2 separate regions of the Homo sapiens genome follow, and region 2 is linked to region 1. The links are chromatin loops, found by intact Hi-C in ENCODE. Cell type or tissue: MCF 10A. All regions are shown on one strand. Links, peaks and the distances in the headings refer to the core of each region. The heading gives the core; the rest is flanking DNA. Region 1 has its middle 19 kb from the start of CYRIA. Region 2 has its middle 76 kb from the start of CYRIA.

Region 1 (11,587 bases), core at 1,254-9,253:
ATGATTTTATCTCATACCTCTGAAAAAACTTCCTCCATTATTCTTAGCATCCAACATTGCCAAAAAGAATTTAGGTGATAATCTAATCTTTACTAATTTCTTCTTTTCTTTTTCTGCAAACTTAGAAGAATTTCTCTATTTTATTCTGCACTTTTATTAGCACATATCTAGATGTAAATGTTGGTTTATTTAACAATTAAAATTAATCCCAAGTAGCACTTTTTGGGTCTTTAGGTTTGAGAACTCTATCTCAAACCACTTACTTTCTTCTGAAGAGTAAGCTGTAATCTGTCCTCAAAAAATAGGTATTCCTGCTGTTAGTTACCTATGGAGAGGGCAGGTTGCTGGGTAGGAAGCTGAGACTTAGAAGGTGTGGTAGGCAGAATGGCCCTTCATAGATATCCCATACTAATTCCCAGAACCTGTGAGTATGTTGAGGCATTCCTGCCATGATTTTGTTACATTATATGGTACAGTTGACCTTAAGATGTGGAAATTATCTAACTGGGCCTGGCCCAGTCTCATGAATTCTTGACAGCAGTGTGCTTTCTCTCAAGCAGAAGGGGAACTTAGAAACACTGGAAACATAGAAGACTCAATATATCATTACTGCTTTGAAACGGAGGAGGCCATATTCAGAGAATACGGAATAAGGGATATGAGAGCCTAGAGGAGCTGAAGGCAATCCAGGCCAACAGTGAGGGAAAAAATTGCTACCTTAGACCTATAACTCCAAGAAACTGGATTTTGTCAAAAACCTGAAAGTCGTTGGAAGTGGATTTTTCCCAGAGCCTCCTGATAAGAACCCAACCAGTCAACACTTTAATTTTGCCTCTACTGTAAGGTCCTAAGAAGAGAACCCAGTCATGCCTACCCAGACTTCTAATCCATAGAACTGCGAGATAATAAATAGGTGCTGCTGTAAGCTGTTAAACTTGTGATAATTGTTGTGCAGCAGTGGAAACCTTTTTCAAGTGGGAAATAAATCCCTGCTTCTTACTCTTGGGCTTTGAGGATGGGAAATATTTGGGTAGGAAAGCTAAGTAAATGGTGACAGTATAATAAATGGAAGATCTCAGAAGAGAAAATTGCACATTTTGTAACTAATGTCATACAGTCAAGGCCCTTGCAAACCCTTTCTTTTTTTTTGAAACAGAGTCTTGCTCTGTCACCCAGGCTGGAATGCAGTGGCACTATCTCGGCTCACTGCAAGCTTCGCCTCTAGGGTTCATGCCATTCTCCTGCCTCAGCCTCCCGAGTAGCTGGGACTACAGGCACCTGCCACTGTGCCCGGCTAATTTTTTGTATTTTTAGTAGAGATGGGGTTTCACCGTGTTATCCAGGATGGTCTCAATCTCCTGACCTCGTGCTCTGTCCACCTCGGCCTCCCAAATTGCTGGGATTACAGGCGTGAGCCACTGCGCCTGGCCAGGCCCTTTTAAGTTGGAGAAAGTGATCAATTTCCTTATATTGATTCAAACTAGGTCAAAGACATATCCTTCTTAGGTGGATATTACTTCTCTTGTTTAAAATTAGGAAATCATAGCTCATAAGATGAAGTGACTTGCTCTGAGCCACATAGTCACAGTCGGGCTGGGGTTTAAAACAAAACTTGTCTCTTTTCCCAAACTCTGAGCATTAGTTCATTCATACCTAACACTCCAGTTCAAAGGTTGGGACAGCTCTTTTCTGAGCCCTAGACTCCTAGACGGGGACCTGACCCTGCCTGGATCCTACCAGCTCCTTCACTTAAGATCTCCATCTAGTCCTGCTTAGATTGAACTTCACAGCTGACTCCCACTGCCTCTTAAACACCAATATGGAAGCCTACGGGAATCGCCCCCAGGCCCACCAGTGGCCCTAAAGCTAAATATTACATCCATCCATCTCCTTTACTTTCTCCTCAAGGAGCCAGCTCCTCCATCTAGACATTTGCCTCTTATTCTAAGACCATACTCCATTCCCTTCTGAAGTAGGAGGAGAAGACATTTGAAAATATACGCATGTCTTTTTTTAGTTGTCACAGTAACTGAGGGGTGCTCAACCATTGAAGTGTACTGTTCCTACAATTCATGGGTCAGTTCACACAATGAAAAACTGTCTTGCCCTAAATGCCAATAGCACCCCAGTTAAGAAACACTTGACTGTGGTCATTTTCACTTCCCCGTGACGTGAGGCAGCACATCACCCAATTTTATCCAAACTAGTTGTATCTGCCATACAATGCCTGCTGCGATCTTGCCTCTACCCACCTTTCCAGAACTATTTCCTTCTATGAATGTCCTGGGACACCTTATACACTGCCATTCCTTTCTGCCTCAGGATTCCTACACCCTTTTCCTCTAATATCTTTCTTCTACTTGTCTATTTGCCTGGTGACAGGCAATCATTCATCCCCAAAGTAGCTTAAGTTCCACTTTTAGGAGGCTCTTCCTAAGTCCCTGAGGCAGGGTCTCAGTGAGGACGGAGGTCTACTCTGTATCTCTAGAATTTAGTATTAATAAATAGTCCGACAAATAAAGTAGTTGTTTAAAGAATATTATTAAATAAATAAATAAGTGAATAAATAAATTAATTCTGTAACCAATGATGGATTATTGAGTAAATGAGCAATTGAATGGGAAGAAAATATGCATTACATATTGCTCTGTGATACATTTCACCTCCTAAATAGCCTGCAAGCATCAAATACCATCCATTGTCTTATGTGATACTGAACTCAAGCTAAAGCAGTGCTCTCAATGCATTTCAAGGTGACTTAAACAGTCTCCTCCTCTTATGTTCATAAGTACTTTGCTTGTTATCGGCTGTGCACTGTGCACATGGTACTTTGCCCCTCCTTGGCAGGCTGGTGGCTGGTCTGGACCATGAAGCTCTCTCAATGAGTGTGATGTCTGGACTGCCAGGGGCAGTGACCAGGAGAGCCAGGCAGTGAGTGGCTACTGGCTGTGTCTGGGTGCCTGAGTAAGGGGGGCAAGCTCAACTGTCCCTTTGCTGTTCTCTTGATCTGGATTCCTTCACCTAGAATATTATTAAAAATGGAAACATCCCATTTTAAATAACAGAAGAGTTATTTTAAAAGTACTGTAACTTTGCATCAAAAATGTATCATCTTTTCAAAATAAGCATATCATTACATATGAAGCCTCTGGAGGCCGTGTGCATTGACTGAGGCCTCTCTAGTTCCCTGCATTGGTTAAATGGGAATGTTAAAAGCCCACTTCTCAAAAGTGAGAAGTGCACATAAGGAATTTTGTGCTAGGGATGTGGAAACTCCTATATACTGTACTCATTTATTCATGTGCTTCAGATGCATCATTTACTGTACATCCATGATATCCCAGGAATTAGGAGTCTGAGGAATGCCAGCACTGTTATTCTCAGAGTTCGTGGTCTAACACTGGAGACCAACCCATGGAATTTATGATGAGAGAGGTTGAGGCAAGCAGGGGGCTGACTTCACAGGGCAGACATCCTTCACATAGCCCAGGGGAATCGGAGGAGGAGATAGGAGAGATTCTAAGGACAGATGAGTTCCAAATCTGAATTGTCATAAAGTAGTAAAGACCAAGAGAGGAAGAATTCCAGAAAGAGAAACCAGCTTGTGCTGCAGAAATGCCAAAAGCTGCTATGAGTATTGTTCCTATCACCCTTCTTATGACTGCCCATTTGTGAATAACACTTGCCTAATTATTAATGATACACTGCTTTGTGTCCTATTGTACCATCACTGAATGCTACCTCTTTGTTGCATTGTTGTTAAAGTCTCACTTGTTTGTATGTAGTCTCCTCAAAGATCTATGATGTTTTTTCCCTGCATCCTAAACAGAACTCATGCAGAAACAAAACTCATCTGCTTCCCCAACCTGTTCCCTCTTCAACCATCCCTTCTACAATCCCTCAGTCACACAGACTCAAGGCTTTGGGTTCATCTTTAGCACCTCCTTTCCCTCTCCTACTTCCGTTCTTTTCTCCCTGTCCTCTGAGAGACACCAATCATGAAGGTTCAGTACTTGCGCCTCGGTTAAGTTTCCTTCCCACCCCCAACCCCAGCAACATCTCCTCTCCCAGACCTAGGACTGCCTGAACCTCTCTGAGGGTTCTGAGGGGCCTCAGTTATTGCCGCAGGCTCCGCCCTGGCCTCTTGTCCCCCAGGCTTGTCCTCTGACTGTCTGTGCACATGGGCTGAATGACTGAACTCCACTGTCTCTGTGCTTCTGGTGTTACCCTAGCCCTTTCAGCCCAGCAAGATGGACATAACGTCTTTCTTGCATATTACAGGGATGCGATGAGACTCGAGACCAGTTTAATATGGTGCCAGGCACAAGGAATTGGAAAAAGTCAGATTTTGGATGTTACTAATGTGCTTTTTCTTTGGCCTCTCCAAGCACTAGATCTTTAATATGCTCCAGAGATTTGTGTGGTGTGTGTGTTTGTGTGGCCAGGTTGAAGAACAGGGTTTTGACATACAGAAAGAAAGAAGAAAAGAAAGAAAGAAGAAAGAAAGAAAGAAAGAAAGAAAGAAAGAAAGAAAGAAAGAAAGAAAGAAAGAAAGAAAGAAAAGGCAGGAAGGAAGGAAGGAAGGAAGGAAGGAAGGAAGGAAGGAAGGAAGGGAATTATGTAGCAAGACAATAATCCCCAAGCCAGACTATTGTTTTCAGAGAAATTTACTGAGTGCATTTTTTTTTTCACACTGGCATATTTAGAACCAAATTTGGATAGCTATATTCTTAGATCTTTCCCAAAGTGCAGAGGAAAACATTCTTCTCTACCCCTAAGATTTACTGCAGTCAGAAATAAGGAGCCTCTGACACACAGGGAGAAGAAATGTTCAACCCATTGCAACTTTTCCAGGCTGTTCTCCATTCTGGGGAAATGGCTTCAGATTCCAGCACTTATTATAGAAAAAAATAAATCTTAGAAAGAACTTGGTGAGAGGGGCAACGGGATGGGGCCTTGACAGAGGAAGGCGGAGATGCATGGGTCTGCTACCTGTGAGAGCTGAGGGAGGCTAAATCTGCAGAGATGAGTGACTTTTTCCCCCTAGGGAGAATTGCTGAAGCCAAAGGTATGTGGACAGTCCATCAGTAATAGCTGCAACATGATGATCACCAGAGTTCCCTGCAGCCAGGTAGCCATGTAAACAACAAAATGTGCAACCTGGTGCAATTCTGAGGATCCAAAGAATCACAGGGTCCTCTGCCTTTCCAAGGCCAGGAGGCCATTTTAACTTCCCTTCCCATATACTCAGACTCTATCTTAGGCAAAGGAGTGGGGTTGTGGGGGAAGGGGCCCCCTAAATAATGAAACAATTTTTTTTGAGACAGCATTTCGCTCTGTTGCCCAGGTGGGAGTGCAGTGGCACGAACACGGCTCACTGCAGGCTCAGCTTCCTGGACTCAAGCAATCCTCCCACCCCAGCATCCCGAGTAGCTGGGACTACAGGCATGCGCCACTGTGTGCAGCCAATGAAACACTTTGTATCAATTCTGAGCCTGAATAATGCCTTGAGAGAGTTCTTCAGTTTTAATATGAGACTAAACTCTATACCAGACTGAAATAATTGAGATTTTAGTAGTTTTTGTTTTATTTGATGTGAGTGTGTGTGCGTGTGTGTGTGTGTGTGTTTGGTGTGTGAGTGAATGTTTTATTGCATTCTGGCTAACCAGCATAGAGAGATTTTTGAGAAGGCCATTTGATTATACACAAATTTTTAAAAACAACTACCATTTTCTCTGCAAATCCAAGTTGTTGTGAGAGTTGGCTTTTTGCCTTCCTCTGCGTAGCCTTCCAATCCATTGTAGTGAGGAGAAAGATGAATAGGAAGAGAAGAAAACTGGAATACAATCCCAAGAATTGATTTAACCTGATATCTAACTGACTCTATGATCTATCCTGACCTACCTTCAAATATTATTTTTCATTTATTCCTTTAATCTACCCAATCCCTTTCCAAGGATCATTTCTTCCAAATTCAGAGTCTCTCTGAAAATGAGCTACAGCTTCCTAATTAGAAAATTGTTCTCATGCTTGTGGCAGGGGCCTCCTCCTGCTCCCACCTGTCTCAATGCTTCTCTGAAGCTCGTTTTCTTCCTCTCTTTGTTCTAAGTTCATGGACTCTGGGTATCCAGGGCTGAGCCTCAGTGGACACAAAGAATAAGAGCTGAAAGTGGAGATGAAGAGAAACTGGATCACCCGTCTGCCAAAGGCATGGGATCAGATAAGAACTAGGGAGCAGATACAAAGAGAAGGGGCTCTCTACAAGTGACACAAAAATGGCCTTTGTGTGGAAGAGGCACTGCTAGGAGTTGAGGAAGCAGCCTGGCTGGGCCATTTTTGCGAATCCTAGCAGTGGCCTCTGGTCTTGTTTGCTTCTCAGCTTTCTCTCTTTCCAGGTATCAAGCTTCAGGCCAGCATGGGCTGGGATCTCAGCAACAGGTGCCTGTGAAGGGGAGAAGAAATCTCGTAATAAAGCCAGTTTCATTATTAAAATGACTCAAGAAACCCCCATTGGTTGTTTTCTGCTGAGTGCCTGGCCCTGTGCTAGGAGAATCAGGGAGAAGGGGGTTTCTTCAGAAGTCCCCTGTGCCAATGAGTGTGCCCAGTGGAGTGGGATATATTTATATTCACATATCAGGATCAACCAGCAATAGCACGGATGCTGCTGGTGGTACTGCAGACTCTTAGCTCAGTGCTCTGTTTCCATGACACTTCTTCTGAATTATTATCAAAACAAGTCTACATGAGCTAATACTGTGCATGCTCACTCTGCTTAAACCCTTCCACTCCCAATCCTGTCTCTCTTCTGTGCCCCCATAGAACTATGTTCATTTCTTTACTGGTCTGTAGTATTTTGTCATGAGGATTACAAAGCAATTCTTGAGATTTTGGAGAATATTAATTGGTTGCTTCAACAGCTATTTTGAAAACCATTAAAATTTAAGTTGTTTTCCTTACCAAGTAGTGGCAGAACAAACTGAGCCTGTAGGGAAACTTTGAGGGTTGGCATCAGAATCAAGGTGCTGAATTTGGGGCTTCCAGGTCTAAGGACTGTACCAAGTTGGCCGCATCAAAATATCCTGCTTTTCCCTTCTGTACGGGCTTGGACTGGGTGACTGCTTTGGGATCTTGGGGCCTGGTCCCCGACTGCCTTGTGTTCTGGCTCGGAGTATATGGGCCATCTCCCCTTCTAAGACTGAGCACTGTGTGTCAGGACTGGGCGGGTTTTGTCTTTGCTCTCACAGTGATGCCCTGAACAGCTTTTACAGCTTCTGCAAAGATGTGTGAAATTGAATCATAAACCAGAAGTTCCATCCAGCCGCCCAGTGAACTTGGCAAAGACAGAAGTGTTCATCTTCCTTGTGTTGTGTTCGCCCACATGAATCTCTCCTCCCATTCCCAGAATGGCCCCGTCATCCTCTCCTTTTCCCTGTATAAGTGAGTTCTCAGCCAGTTGGCTCTGCTCTTCCACCCTAGACTCACCAGGATCCGCCTTCCCTCATCCTTACTAGCTCAGGCAGCTGCAGCTTTCTCCCCAATACCTTTGACTTCTTGGATCCTTGTGCTGCTGCCAACAGTGTATTTCCAGACCTGCATTCAAGATGATCCTTTCTGTGCCAGCCCTCCTCAACCTGCCCACTCTTTCTGCCGCTTACTAAAAAAACCACAGAACCTTGACATGAAAGGAGCTGACCCAGCGTAGAAATTATCTCCTTCTACAGCATTGCAAGGCTGCCAAGAAACCCTGCTTGAGTGTGTCCAGTGACAGCAGACACCCTGCCACACTATTTGTGTAGTTAGTGTGTGGCACTAACAAAATTTGTGTAGCTCTATTTTGTAGCTCTATTGTGTAGCAATTTGTGTAGCTCTAACAGAAAGTTTTCCTCAAAATCAGAGAAAACCAAAAAGGGCCTTGTAAAGTTCTCGGAATACAAATCTATCATGGTGCAAGAATGAAACAGGGCCAGTCCATCAAAGAAATGCAAATCAAAACCACAATGAGATACCATCTCACACCAGTTAGAATAGCGATCATTAAAAAGTCAGGAAACAACAGGTGCTGGAGAGGATGTGGAGAAATAGGAACACTTTCACACTGTTTGTGGGACTGTAAACAAGTTCAATCATTGTGGAAGTCAGTGTGGTGATTCCTCAGGGATCTAGAACTAGAAATACCATTTGACCCAGCCATCCCATTACTGGGTATATACCCAAAGGATTATAAATCATGCTGCTATAAAGACACATGCACACGTATGTTTATTGCAGTACTACTCACAATAGCAAAGACTTGGAACCAACCCAAATGTCCAACAATGATAGACTGGATTAAGAAAATGTGGCACATATACACCATGGAATACTATGCAGCCATAAAAAATGATGAGTTCATGTTCTTTGTAGGGACATGGATGAAGCTGGAAACCATCATTCTCAGCAAACTATCGCAAGGACAAAAAATCAAACACCACATGTTCTCAGTCATAGGTGGGAAATGAATAACGAGAACACATGGACACAGGAAGGGGAACATCACACACTGGGGGCTGTTGTGGGGTGGGGGGAGGGGGGAGAGATTGCATTAGGAGATATACCTAATGCTAAATGACTAGTTAATGGGTGCAGCACACCAATATGGCACACGTATACATATGTAACAAACCTGCACATGGTGCACATGTACCCTAAAACTTGAAGTATAATAATAATTAAAAAAAAAAAAAAAAAGAATAAAACAGGGCCAGAAAGCTACAAAGACATGTCAGGGCAAGTTCAGGGTTTAAAAAGCTACACTGCCTTCCAGTCAAAGAGCACGCCATGTGCAGTCTCCCTTGGGTCTAGCTGGGCTCTGGCCCCCCGTAGTGTCCACCTCTAGTCTTATTGCTGTCCTCTGGGGCCACAGGGGACTTTGCACAACTACTCTCATGGGTTTCTGGAAACTTCTCTTCCTCAGGGTCAGTGCCTCCCAGGCTTTTATACATGCCATCATCCAACCTGGATTACTTTTTCTACGGTTCATATTCAGCCTTTCTTTCTAGATACATTTTTCTGTACCTCCCTTTGGAAGCCATATCTGATAACCTGTCTTCAACTTCTGCTTAATTCTGCAGCAGTTTAGCAAAGTTGACCAGAAGTCTTTCTACCATTTCCATGGGCTTGTTTTTCTCAAACAGAGCTTCTGGAAGGCAGGGACTCATGTTTGTTTTATTGCCCATATGTAAAGAAACCACACTGGAATTTTTCTTCAGCGACTGCCTTCTGACTTCCTAATTGTGTCTAACGTCGTATGAGGAAAGTGAAGCCCATGGAGGTTGCTGAGTCCCAAGTTCCTTCGGCTGAGTGCTATCAAAGCAGGACTGAAACCCAGGTCTCCTGACTCCCATTCCAGTGCTGATTTTTTTCCCAAATATGTCCCCTTGGCCTATAGAATTTTAATACAACAATTCTTTCGTGAATTACTTGCCTATTCAGGTGTCTGTATGTCCTCTGATTAACATGATCACTCTTGTCTATCTTAAATAACATCAACAAATTCATGCATAATCTCTAATTGAGCCTTTTTTAAGCCTTTGTAAAGAACTATGTACAGACCATAAATGCTTTTTTGATGATAATAGTGATTTTTACCAAAAGCCTTCATTTAGGATAAGTGTGCAACTGCAGGAAGCAAGGCTACTGTTCCTACTCACATTCCCACGTTCACTACAAGCAACTTCAAAGAAACTCTGCAGATGAAGCAATGCCACTATATTGCAATTTAAGCTTTCTTCAGTCATTTCTCTGCAACCACACTCAAATTTTCAATTCCTCAAATAGAAAATGAACTGAATAGACATTAACAAAGTAATCTCTCTACTTCTTTGAAAATTGCAAACTAGCTGAATTTTTCTCTTATGGTTGATAATAGCCATGAAGAAACCAATCATAACTCCTTCTCTTCTGCCTCCCAAATACATCATTTGAAAAAACTTCCTTTATTGGGTAATAAAACGAGAGGAAAAATCATATTAGAGACTAATGAACTCATATAGTGTTATTTTCATCACTTAGTAACCTCAGGATATGAATAATTTTCTTAAACGAATTTTTTAAATGTGGACTAAGGAATCCAAATCCTTAAAAGCCTGAAGTTGTCAAAGTAGAGTGATAACTTTTTTCAAGTTTATAAATTTTGAGACAGAAAAACAGTCTTTTACAGCTTTAGCTGTCTTTAACTTCAATCGCATATTCTAGCTAAAGTCATTAAGCCCAAGCACTGACCTAGATTGAGAAAAAGAGGACATCAATTCTAAAGACATGAACATTTGGGACAATAATTGTAGCCACAGCTCAAAGAGGAGACATCCTGTTTTCCTGTAGGGATGGACAGAGAACTTCACAAAGCACACACTACCGGCTGAGGCAGTACCTAGGAATCAAACTGGGCACCACTCAAAGCAGGCATTAGCTGGGCTGATCCTGGAGAGTTTGTCACAGCCTTTAGTGACTTCAGAAGTGAAAGGAGAGAAGATGCAGTGGAAGGGTTAGTTGTGTAACCAGGAAGGGTTGGCACTTTGCTAAATATGTGGAATTATTTGAGAGTCAAAAATAAGCCAGCTTCACCCCCGTGTTTCCTGTGCACTTACCTACAAAGTGTCTGGCCTGCCTGCAGAAGAATCTTCCTTTCTACTAAGGTTTTGTGTGTTCCTTTCAGAATATATACGTCCTTATGTCCTCTGAAAAGTAATTCAAACTGAGCTGATGTGGAAAACACTCCCCTTACTCAAAACACTGTAGACATGCCGTCTTAAAAATGGAAAAAGTAATCAGCTAGGAATTGTAAATCCATAGCCTAATTTGAGACCAAGAAAGGAAAATTCCACATTGAGAAAAAAATTAGAGGGGATCTCAAAATGGTAAGTGAGATTTAAAACTGAAAAGTGTTACAGGGAAATTGGAACCTGGTACAGGCCTTAACAGCTGGCACTAAGGATTAATGCCACCCAGAGAGGGGAATTCAGCCAGGAGCCCCATGTGTGTGGGCAGCTGAAACTGAGTGATCTGAATTGATTCTGCAGCCACTGGTATTGTTGTTTGTAAAAAAATCACTGCCCACCAGCTGGGCGCAGTGACTCACACCTGTAATCCCAGCACTTTGGGAGGCTGAGGTGAGTGGATCACTCAAGGCCAGGAGTTAGAGACCAGACTTCCAACATGGTGAAACCTCGTCTCTAATTAAAAAAAAAAATAGCTGAGTATGGTGGTATGCGCCTGTAATCACAGCTACTCGGAAGGCTGAGGCAGGAGAATTACCTGAACCGAGGAGACAGAGGTTGCAGTGAGTCAAGATTGTGCCACTGTACTCCAGCCTGGGTGACAGACAGAGTGAGACTCTGTCTCAAAAAGAAAAAAAAAATGGAAAGAAGTAGAAAATCACTGTCCATCTAACCCAAGAAAGCTGTAATGAAGCTTCTTATCCACCTAGGTCAGGGAATAAAAATAAACACACCTGCAAAAAATCAAAACACAGGAAGGGTTCCAAATCTAAGCTAGTTGAGTTTTCCAGGACACCAAAGAAATAAATTAACATAAAGATTAGTCCAGTACA
Region 2 (11,587 bases), core at 1,863-9,862, 56 kb before region 1:
TTTGTTTTTTTTTTTTTTTTGGCTGTAGGGAGGGAATTTTCAAAGGATCGGAATGGATATCAGAAGCTCATAGGTATGAAGGCAGGAAGTAGAGAAAGATGATATCTGCTGCTACTTATTTTCTCTGTAAGTAGAAGATAAGGTTATCTGCAGGGAAGGAGTGGGAAGTGGTGGGTGGGAACTTTGAGAATTGTCAGGAAGGTTTTAAATAGCTACTATGGGTAAGAAAGTTGACTCCAGAAACAGAAAGATTGCTCGACAGCTTCAAGTTGAGACCATGAATGTTCTCAGGCAGCAATCCGCATAGTGGTATGAATTTCTCCAGAGGTCCTAGTGAATCTCAGAGACAGTTGCATCAATGCAGAGTTCAGGCTGAGGAAAATGCAACAAAAAAATTAGCAAGAGAAAAACTTAAGGACATGACAGAGATGCTTGAATGGATGGACCCTAAAGCCCAGGTTGAAAAAGGAAGAAAGAAGGAAAGAAGGAGGGAGGGAGGTGGGGAGGGAAGACGGGACGGAGGGAGGGAGGGAGGGAAAAGGGAAGGAAAGAAAAAAAGAAGGAAGGAAGGAAGGAAGAAAGGGAGGGAGGGAGGGGAGGGGCAGGGCAGGAGGGAGGGAAGGATGGCAGAATGGGTTTCATAAGGGTAGCAGGGTCAAGGCACAGTTTTGCTGCACCCAACGATGAGGGGTGAAGGAAGAAATGAGATGTGTGAAATGCAGAAGGCTATGGGCTAAGAGTTGTGTGTTCGAATTGAGAACTTGAAGGACAGAAGCTCCAATTGATGGCAATATCCAAGTGAGACTAACTGTGACCCTGAGGGGCAAGGAGGATGCTGTCTTAGTTGGTTTCCCTAGAAGCACAGCCTGAGACCAGGACTCCTAGGAAAGTGATTATTGAGGGAGTGCTCTCAGGGTAGTGAATCAAGCAGGATGGGGCTTTGCCTGGACCCAAACTTCAGTTCCGGAGCCCAAATTGTGCTATGAAATGGGCACAGTTGGCTCTGAGGCAGGGACAAGCCTTTTGCAGCCCCACGTCAGCCCTCTGTCAGTCACTGCCACAAGCTGGCCCTGTGTGGTCAAGGGAAGTTCTGGAGAAAAAGGGCCAGCTGTGAGTAGTTGCTGGCCCACACTTACAGCACTTTGGGATTGTCACCCAGTGTGGAAAACGGATCTAAGGAAGACACCACCAGCATCTACCACAGATGCAACCCACCCCTAATCTGACACAGGTGGGTTCAGGGAGAGTCAGCAGATGCCACAAAAGAAGCAGCTGGAAGTTGTGTCTTCAGGGATAATCAGGCTTGACCACTTCAGGAGATAGAATATTCCATAAAGAATCCAATGGGTCTGGGAAATTGTTTCCCACAGGTCAGCAAATACAGAGGGGAGAGAGTCATGGTTCAGTAGGAGAGGAAGCAGTGAGGTGTTGAGAAGGTGTCTTATTCTGGTAAGAGAACCACGAAATAGCAGAGACATTTGAGAGAGGACAGGTGACTCAGAGGCTCTGAGCTTGCATAAGAAGAGCCTGTGGTTTGCATGGTGCCAGGCGTCTAGCTGAATTTTCCCCAGCCAGGCCTGGTAGCAGAAGAGGACTGCACCTCTGTGCTGTGAAGACGTCGGTCTGCTCTTGAGGGACCATGCTCAGAGGGGGCTGTCATCCTGGCGAGCAGGAAAATGAATCAATGGATTGGTTCCAGGACTGCTGCCCATGATATTTCATTCCTAGGAACGACTGCCGAGCCTAACACTCCACACCCCCAACATCCCCACCAGCCAACACCCACCTAATGCCTGGAGGCAGGTCCTCTGGAGGGAGTCACAGATGTCTCAGGCCACAGAAAGAAAACTGTGGCTCCAACTCCACCTGCCAACTTTCCAACCCCTCTCTCTGGCTGAGCTTGAGCAAGGTCTATCTTCTTGGGGTCAATTTAGACAGCTGAAGATTTGTGTTCTAGTCAGGCAACCAGAGGTGGCAAGAAGTCATCCTGAGGAGCCCACAGTGCACCAAATGACAAAAGTGCCATTAGATGTGCCAACCCAGTGAGAGTCATGCCCGTGGAGCCCAGCCAGGCATGTGAAGAGGCACAGGTGTTTAGAGGTTTGTTATACTTTTTCTTTTCTCAGCATATGAACCTGTCACTAAAATTTGTGAGCGAGCGATTCCTAAATCATCCACAGCTCCAGGATCCCTCAGTGTTGGGTTAAAGAACGGGCACTGTTCTTGGCCTCAAAACAGTAGGGTACATTGGCTTGGCTTGTGCTATTTAAAACTAATGAGGTGGCTTTGAATAAATTCTTTACCCTCTCTGGATACCATGTTCCTCATTTATATGGTGAGGGATACTGCTACCAACCTTCCAGGGCTCTTGCATTGAATTAAGGGCAACAAGAAAATCTTCCTGGCATAGGTCCTAGCAATACCAGGTGCTTAGGCAATGTGCCTGCTCATGACTGCAACCCTGAAGGGATCCTGGAAAGCTGGATGCCTTTGCATCCTGGCATCATGGCTGGAGGCACCAGTAGAGGACAGAATTTTGCTCTTCTGCTGCATGTGTGGCTGTGGCTTTGGTCCTCACTGGACTTCACAGTACTGGCTCCAGTTCAGCCTGGTCTCTGAGCAGAACAAGCTTGTGAGACACCCTTGAAATCAACCAGACCAAGCCTCCTCGTCAGCCACTTGGAAATGCAGATTATTTTTTCTGGAAACTTCTTTCCCCTTAGAAGCACTCTTTGGGCCTAGAAAGAAATTGTTTGGAAGAACTCATGGAAAAATACAAATTCTGTTTGTTTGCATATCTCATCCCTGTTTTATTGGTTTATTTGCATTTGTTAGGTAAGTGAGTAGATGAATGAATGGAGATTGTGTATCAGGTGTCATTGTGATGGATGGAGTAGGCTCTGTGGCTCCTTCTAGCTCTGGACATTGTGGAAAGGAGTGAAGAAACTCCAGGGAAAGCATTATCAGAATCAGCGAGCAAGTGGGTAAGGACTTTGTTTTAGGTTCAGTTTGGTTTGAGTTGGTGACTTGGTGGCTGTAGGCTTGTCCATCTGTCCTAAACTACCACACCACAGGCAGCCCCCTACTTCACCTGCCACCATGACCTGCCTGGGCATTGACTTCCAGTCCTGAGATCCAGGGGAAATGGCATAAATTTCTATGTATCTGAACCCAAAGTACCAGAGCAACCAGGATCCAATAGCCTCAATGCAGATAAATGAGTGATGACTGTAAATGGCTTTCACTCAAGAATGGATGACAAGGAGTGAGTTGTGGAGGATATAGAGAAGCAGCAAAACCTCAAGTCTCTTAAAAGACCCTAGAAATGTTATTTTGCAGAGATCCTTGGAGAGACTCCACCTCTCTTCAGGCCAAAGATACAGGCAGCTAGAGTCCCAAAATAGTCATAGCCATATATTAGTTTGCTAGGGCTGCCATGACAAAGTACTGCAGACTGGGTGACTTAACAGAAATTTTATTACAATTCTGAAGGCTACAAGTCCAAGACCAAGGTGTCAGCAGGATTGATTTCTCCTGAGGTCTTTCTTCTTGGCTTATAGATGGTCATCTTTTGGTATCTTCACAGTTTTGGTCCTCCTGGACTTCACAGTATCTTCCAGTCCAGTCTTGTCTCTGAGCAGGTTTTGTGAAGTCCATTGAGGCACTGAGGACCAAAGCTACATAGTCTTCCCTCTGTGTGTGTCAGTGTCCTAACCCCCTTGTTTTGTTTGTTTGTTTGTTTTGTTTTATTGAGACAGAGTCTCACTCTGTCTCCAGGCTGGAATGCAGTGGCGCAATCTTGGCTCACTGCAATCTCTGCCTCCTGGGTTCAAGCGATTCTCCTGCCTCAGTCTCTTGAGTAGCTGGGACTACAGGCATGTGTCACCACACCCAGTTATTATTTTTTTTTTCATTTTTAGTAGAGATGTGGGTTCATCATGTTGGCTAGGATGGTCTTGATCTCCTGACCTTGTGATCTGCCTGCCTCAGCCTCCTAAAGTGCTGGGATTACAGGTGTGAGCCACCGTGCCCAGCCCCTAATTCTCTTTTCTTATAAGGATACAAATCATACTGAATTAAGACTCACCCACATGGCCTCATTTTACCTTAATTGTCTATTTAAATACTGTATCTCCAAACACAGTCATACTCTGAGGCACTGGGGGTTAGAACTTTAATATCTAAATTTTGACAGGACACAATTCATTCCCTAACACCCTGTAACCAGTTTATTGAATGGGCTGGCACCTGTACGGTACAAACAGAAAGCCACTTCATCCTTTCTCATCATTTCTCTTTAAGACTAGGAGACGCAGCTTTCAGCATCTGTGCATTTCTCCTCCTATCACCACCCTGCATAAAGTCTCAGGCTAGCTTCAACTTTTCCAGTGTTCTTCAATAAATAAACCAAATAAAAGCTTATTTAAGTCTAAAACAAAAGCTCATGGACTCTTTGTGGAATTTACAGCTTTTCCCCTCCTCTCTATGTTCTTTCTCCTCCCAGCCTCTCCCTCAGCCCCTGCCCCATCCACCCACCCTACAGGCTGCAGTATCAGCCATGATCTCTATTCTGAGTCAGGTGCAAGTTCGTATGGTTCCCTCAAATTCCAGAGGGTCATGGATCAAGCTCCTAGTGGGTTTCTTGATAATTCCTTCCTTGGTTTTAGGTAAGTGGTGGGAAAATGGCCCCTTTCTCTCTCCCATGAGCTGGGAGTGATATTCAGCCAAATATCTCTGCAAAGAAATTGCCCCTGGCCACTTCCCTATTACTTTTAGGCTAAGAACTGAAAAACTGAATTTGCAATTTCTTCATATGCCATGCATGGTTGCTTGCCACCTAGTTTTTTGGTGTCATTCTTCGGAACCTCAGCAAAAACTAATACAGAAAATCTCAGTTTAGCATCCTTTAAGATTTTCTTTTTGCATAATTTCAAAGCCAACTATCTGTTGGCTCCCTTTCAGAGAATCTTATAAGCCAAGTCTCTGGAAGCAGGGCCTGGCCTGTGGCTCCCAGGAGGAGACTGGTTGAGGCAGGGTCTGTGTCCCAATGTCATTCCTCCTGCACAGGCTATGGTCTTCCCAATATGCCACAATTACATTGTACCTAAATTGACAGGGTTTCAGACTCTTGCTTTCCCAAGTTGAATAATGCGTTAAACATATATTAATGCAATACATTTATGGTTAAAAAATGCCTCCAGCTCTGTATGTTGAAAGCTTTTGTCTCCATTTCCCTAGGGATAAATCATTATTGAAATCAAAAAGAAGAGCTTGGCTCAGCAGCAAAAAAGAAAAATAAAAAAACATGCCTTGTGGTTTGTCCCCAACATTGCAATCTATTCCTAGGTTAAGGATTTTGTAACTTCTTTCTGTCTCTCTTAGGTTTCTTTCCTCTCCTTCCCTCATTCCCCACTTACCTCCCCCCAACACAAGGATGTTTAAGTTCTGCACATAGTGCTCCCATCTGCTCACGTCTTCTCCTATCGCCATGGTTACTGGCCCAGAGTGGTCTCTGTGGAGACAGAGGCAGAACAGTAACCAGGGACAACTACATAGCAAGAGGCTGTGAAAGTGAGGATTTTTTAACCCCCAGTTAAACTGGCATGCCTATACTCATGCGATTTCTTTTTTTTTTTAAGTGGCATGTCAGATTTTAAAATTCTTTTTCAGAAAAAAAGATAAAATATGAGGTGTTTGGTTATGACTATTTTTTTAAAAAAATCAAATTTAGGGTGTGTTCCATATGAAGTACTGGGGTTAACGGTGTGGAAGGTAGGAAGGTGGTGGCCAGATCTCAGCCCATACCCCACGAAAGGGGGCAGACCCATGACAGTCCAGGGTTACTGAAATTAATACAGGAGTTACTGAATTTCATACAAAGGACAATGGAATAAGCCTTCGAAGCTTACATTTCCTGATCCCCAACCATTGGGTTGTGCCATCACAAATCGCCTCAATGACATCCCAGGTCCTGTGGCTGCAACAGACTGAATGTTTGTGTTCCCCACAAACATTTAGTTAATCCCAATCGCCTCCCAAAGGCCCCACCTCCTAACAGCGTGGCATCGGGATTGATGTGATCTTGTTAGCAGGGGGGGCCTTTGGGAGGTGATTAGGTGATGAGAGTGGTGCTCTCGTGAGTGGGGTTAGTGCCTTTATAAGAATAGGCCAGACAGCAAAGTCACTCTCTTTTCACCATGTGAGAATGTGGTGAGAAGTCAGCTCTCTGCAACCAGAAGAGGGTCCTCACCAGAACCCAACCATGCTGGCACCTGGATCTCAGACTTCCAGCCTCCAGAACTGTGAGAAATAAATTTGCTGTTTATAAGCTCCCTGGTCTATAATACTTTGTGATAGCAACCCATGCTTATGGTGACGGTGCCCAGTAGTCTTCATTTTATTTTTCTCCAACCAGATGGGATTTTATTTGCTTTGCTCTGGGCTCATGTGCCACAGGAAGGTGTAGATGCCTGATATGATCAGCGGGGAACTCCTGTTTAGTAGAATCGAGTATGGGGTTTAATATCATCAGGGAGTCTCCTCTAGGCTAGGCTTTGCTTCTGACTACTTGGGGACTGACACAGGTCATTTCTTGTTCTATGAAATGGGGTGGCACAGCAGTATGTTGGATTACAACAGAGTATCTCAACCTTGGCTGCACTTCAGAACCACCTGGGAGTGTGTCCAAAATACCAATGTCCTGGCACACCCCCTGTACCATTAAATCAGACACCCTGAGAGTGCAGCTTAGCAGTATTTTTAAAACTTTCCCAGGTAAGTTTAATGGGTAGTCAGGTAAAAGTCAATGACCTGGACATGCTCCAAGGTCCCTTCCAGCTCTGCAAGCAAATGAGAACATGCCCAGCGTGGACTGCACACAGGTATGGCCAGTTGGCAGGAGGCACCACTGCAAGGATTCCTCCTGGCTGTGTCACCAGCTGGGCACCTCCAGCGTGGGCACAACCAAGGTTGAATGAAGCCCAGACTGGCACCGAGAGGCCTGGGCACTGACCTGATTGGTCATAAACCAGCTGTGTAACCTTAAGCAAATCTCTTTCAACTGAATGGCACAGTTTCTTCATCTATAAAATGAGGAAGGCAATATTTTGAAAGGGTTAAAATGCAGACTCTGGAGCCTGTGTAAATTCAGACACTGACTATGTACTAAACTGCTGTGTGACCTTGAGCAAGTTACTTAACCTCTCTGGGCTTCAGTTTCTTCCTGCATAAAATGGAAAGAATAATAGTACACAGTTCAAAGTATTGAAGGATTCACTGAACTGATTTACGTAAAATGCTTATCAGTGCCTGTCTTTAATAAATACTCAATAGATGTTGGAATTTACAAATCAACATTACAACATTACAAAGTAGAGGGGTTGGACTAAACATTCTCTGGGGAACTTTCTCTGTCTCTGATGCTAGGTCCTGGGAGACAAATGGTGGCTTTGGCAGATAGAAGTGGGAAGGGCTTTGCAAACAGAGAGAAGGGAGGCAAAAGAAATCTGAGCATGCATGGGAACAGTAACTGGAGTGCACAGACTATTGGGAAAGGGGACTAGAGCCAAGGGAGAAACGGGACCATTAGACTAAAAAGTGGGGAAAGGTTATGGAAGCCCTGAGATATCAGGGTGTGGAAGTGGGGCTTTCCATGTACACTAGTGATTCCAAACATTCTTCAGTAGTGGATTTCAGCTTCAGACAAAGTTTTATAAGGAATCTGATTGTATACAACAAATAAAAGTAGAAATTTTTGAGTTGCAGCCCAGATGGGAGTCTGGAATCCCTGGTCTTGTTGTCCTTCTCTTACCATGGCTGGCCCTTCAGTAGTCCCTCTAGTGCTCCAAGATTTCATGGAGCAAAGTTAATATTCTCTACTGTAAATAACTAGAAATTATTGGGACACAGGAGCTGATAGAGTTTGAATATTTGTTCCCTCTGAATCTCACGTTGAAATGTGACCCCAGTGTTGGAGGTGGGATCTGGTGGGAGATGTTTGGGTCAGGGGAGTGGATCCCTCGTGAATGACTTAGTGTCCTCCCCAAGTAATGAGTAAGTCTTCACTTCATTAGTTTGTGCAAGATCCGGTTGTTAAAGAGTCTGGCACCTCCCTCCCCTCTTCTCTTGATTCCTTTCCCACTGTGTGACGTACCAGCTTCCCTTGCCTTCTGCCATGAGTAAAGGTATCCTGAGGCCTCACCACAAGCAGATGCTGCTGCTATGCTTCTTGTACAGCCTACAGAACCATGAGACAAACAAACCCCTTTGCTTTGTAAATTGCCCCATCTCAGGTATTCCTTTACAGTGATGCAAAGTGGACTAATACAGGAACCAACTTTTAAAGAATTTTTCATACTCTGTGCTATGGACAATCTGTAGGCTAGATGATAAGGGTGAGGAGGGTGGGAACAAAAACACAATTATTGGGATATCTATAAAGTCAGAGACAGAATCTTGAGCTGCAGAGTTCATGAACCTGAGTGACTAATACATTTTCTGGCTTGTTTTCATAATGTGCCCCATCCGCCAGAACAGTTAAGGTGCTTACCTGAGTTTACCTATGACTGAAAGCAAAGGTGTATTATTTATTATTTAAATACTGCTGTAAGAGTGCCAGGTAATACACAATCACAAAAATCTCACTGGCTTATTAAAACAAATGTTTATGTCACATTTACAGGTGGACAGGCCAACAGTGATACTATTGGCACCTGCTGGGTTGGCTGAGCTTGACTTTAGAAAATGGGCTGGATTTAGTTCCACCCCGTATATCTACTCATTCTGGACCAGCAACTACCTGGGATGCTTTATTCTTGTGGTAAAGTGAAGAGTAAAAGACCAGCAGAGCTTTGCCATGACTCTCCAAGTTTCAGATCAAAGCAGTAACTGTCACTCTCACCCACATTGCATTAACCCATGCACATCATATGGCCAAAGCCAAAGTCAATGAAACAGACAACATTCTACCCACAGGGAGGACTTGGCAATAGAAGTAGAGAAAGAAATATGGGTCAACAAATAATACTACCTACTACAGGTGGGGGTGATGGGGAAGCCGAGTAGTCACCAAGCCAGAAGCTTATCTACTCCTCATTCTTTCATACCCAGCTCATATTCTATCTCCCCCAACAAGCATTCCCAGTCCAGCTCTCATTCTCTGACCTACTCCAGGTGGACTTTGACCCCTCTGTGAGCTCTCTCCTGTGTGAGATCATCAGGTGGTCATGAACACTGGCTTTCCCTTGGTGCCCAACACAAGTGGGCACATAGTGGTTGCTCAGTCAAGATAAACTGCTTGATGTATAGATGGAGGAAGGATCCAGGAAACTTCCCTGGAAGAGTGAGGTGGGATGATAAATTCAGGGGGCATTCCACTCTCTCTTTTCATACCACCAGCACTGCCTTTGAACATGGCAATGTGAAGGAAAGAACAAAGGCTTTGGAGTCAGAGAGACTCAGGCTGAAATTACAGCTGTACATTCACCAGTCCTGTGACCTTAGATGAGTTGCTTTGCTGTACAGTGCCTCCGATTTTTTATCTGTAAAATGAGGATAATAGCAATTACTTTGCAGGATGATTACTATTTTCAAACATACTCCTTGCAGTCCTGCCTCAAGACCTTGGCAGTTGCTGTCACCCCTGCTGAACACAAGGTTCCTCCATTTATCTGTGTAGCTCACTGTCTTATCTCAGTAGCGTCTTGGCCAAAATGTCATCGGATCAGTGAGGCCTCTCTTTATCATTTTATATAAAATAGCATACACTCCATTATCTCACTCTATCTTCTTGCCCTGTTTACTTTCTTTGTCGTATTTATCAACACTCAACAGTTATCTGTTTGTTGTTTACGTGCTTCATTATTGTCTGTGTACCTTCCAAAACATAAAGTAGACTCTGTGGGAAACTAGGGCTTTGTGTTTTAAGTATTTTAACAATCTCTGGATCTCATTGCCCACAATGGTGACTGGAAGCTGTTTAGTGAGTATTTCTTGAATGGATGAACTGTGAGTATTGAATAAGATTGCGTCCGTAGAGTCCCCGCACGGTGCCTGGCTTACTCAGTAAATAGTAGCAGTTATTCTGAGTGGCCTCTTCTAGCCTGTTCCATTGATCCCAGCCTGTATATTTCTGCTCAGGGGCCAGAGGACATAGCTAACCAGAGAAGAGCACTGAGCCTCTGGGCACCTGCCTGTGTGCAGACTCAGGCACATAATTAAGAATTTTCAAGGCTTTTCACTCTTCTTCCATCCTTAGCAAACAGAAGGGCCTTGATCTTGAGAGGCCTAGAGTGTATTCCATCATCTCTACTTCCTCTGAGGGCCCTGGACATACATCACCCAGATTCACCATGTGAATCACAAGCATTCAGCTCATTCCTAAATGCCCTCCTCTGTGTAAGGCAGACAAATCAAGCCGGAAAACTGAACTCTAATTAAACACATGCATGGTCTCATTTTATTCTATTAGAAAAGACTCTGGAGTAGAATGTATTGACATGAATTGTGTGCCTGAAACTCTTTCACACGCAAAGAAAAAAAAAACCCACACTGTGCTGACGACTTTGGCCCCTGTAATATGAGATTTATACAACCTCTGAAGAAGTGAGATAATGCTGGGAAAATGAGATATTAAAGCATACACAGTTTTGTGAAAAACATTGAAATACAGTTTAAAGTTCAAAAACCCCGCTTCATTGGTGTTTTTTAGATGTGAGGCGCTTTGCTTAAAACCAGGAGTGATGAGTCCATCCTGTTGAAGTGAAATGAGCTCAGGAGTAACTCATTTATTGATTCAAGGTTATCCTGGATCCCACGTGCTGGTAGTGGCCTGGATCCTGAGGATACACTTAAACAGAGTCTGTGCCCTCAAGGACCTGCTCTTCCATAGGGTCTCAGTCGTTCTCACAGTGGGGGCCCCAGTGAAGGGGCTCTAATAGAGAGAACCATGCCTTGCCACAGCTGTGATCCAAGGAGGGAGTGAGTAATGGCCAGAGAGAATAATCAAGCAAACATTCATTGGAGCCACTTGGGTTGCATCTTACAACACACGCAGGTGTTCAACACACAAGACAAGAAAGGAAATGTATTCCGGGCAAAGGGAACAGCATGCAGGAAGGCACTGGGGGGACAGAAGACAGCAAAGTCACTTTGGGGAACTGTGATATTTAGTAGGATGGGGAAAATGGGACTTCTCTAAGAGATTGTTCTCTCTCTGCTTTCTTGAGAACAGTACCAAACATTGCCACATATGATATCACAGGACAAAAGTTTTTCAAGTGTTTATTTTCACAGGAGTTTTGAGAGACCGTACTGTGCAGCCTCTGCTCCTAAAGCTGACTTTGTCAGAGGCTGTGCCTTGCAGTCCCATGGCACATCCATGGAAGAAAGTTCACTGGCTTCCAAAGAGGCCCTGATGGAGCAAAACATGCCCAGAATATACTTGTGTGCACACAAGCACACACACACACACTCACTCACTCTTACTCCTTGCCTGATTTGATGAATACATGTATTTTCCAGTCTTCCTAATCTGAAATCTGATCATCCTCTTCTCATTTTAAAGTCCATAGATCCCTACTGTCCATCC

What was found. Hi-C counts contacts between places; a loop is a spot of excess contacts. Peaks named below come from ENCODE experiments on the same cell type or tissue, not always from the same donor. Only the 100,000 strongest peaks of a DNase experiment are listed, where the experiment ranks them.
Region 2: it touches region 1 in a loop (2.5-fold over the local background); 2 of 110 quality-filtered maps call a loop at or near these places.

Annotation. Positions count from the first base shown.
Region 1 is chr2:16,678,675-16,690,261 of GRCh38, reverse strand. No RefSeq gene overlaps it. Among named protein-coding and RNA genes, the nearest start is that of CYRIA, 19 kb to the right of the region's middle. In MCF 10A, for the core only: no CTCF peak of the experiment used is centred there; no DNase peak of the experiment used is centred there.
Region 2 is chr2:16,735,587-16,747,173 of GRCh38, reverse strand. No RefSeq gene overlaps it. Among named protein-coding and RNA genes, the nearest start is that of CYRIA, 76 kb to the right of the region's middle. In MCF 10A, for the core only: no CTCF peak of the experiment used is centred there; DNase peaks (open chromatin) are centred at 6,813 and 8,143.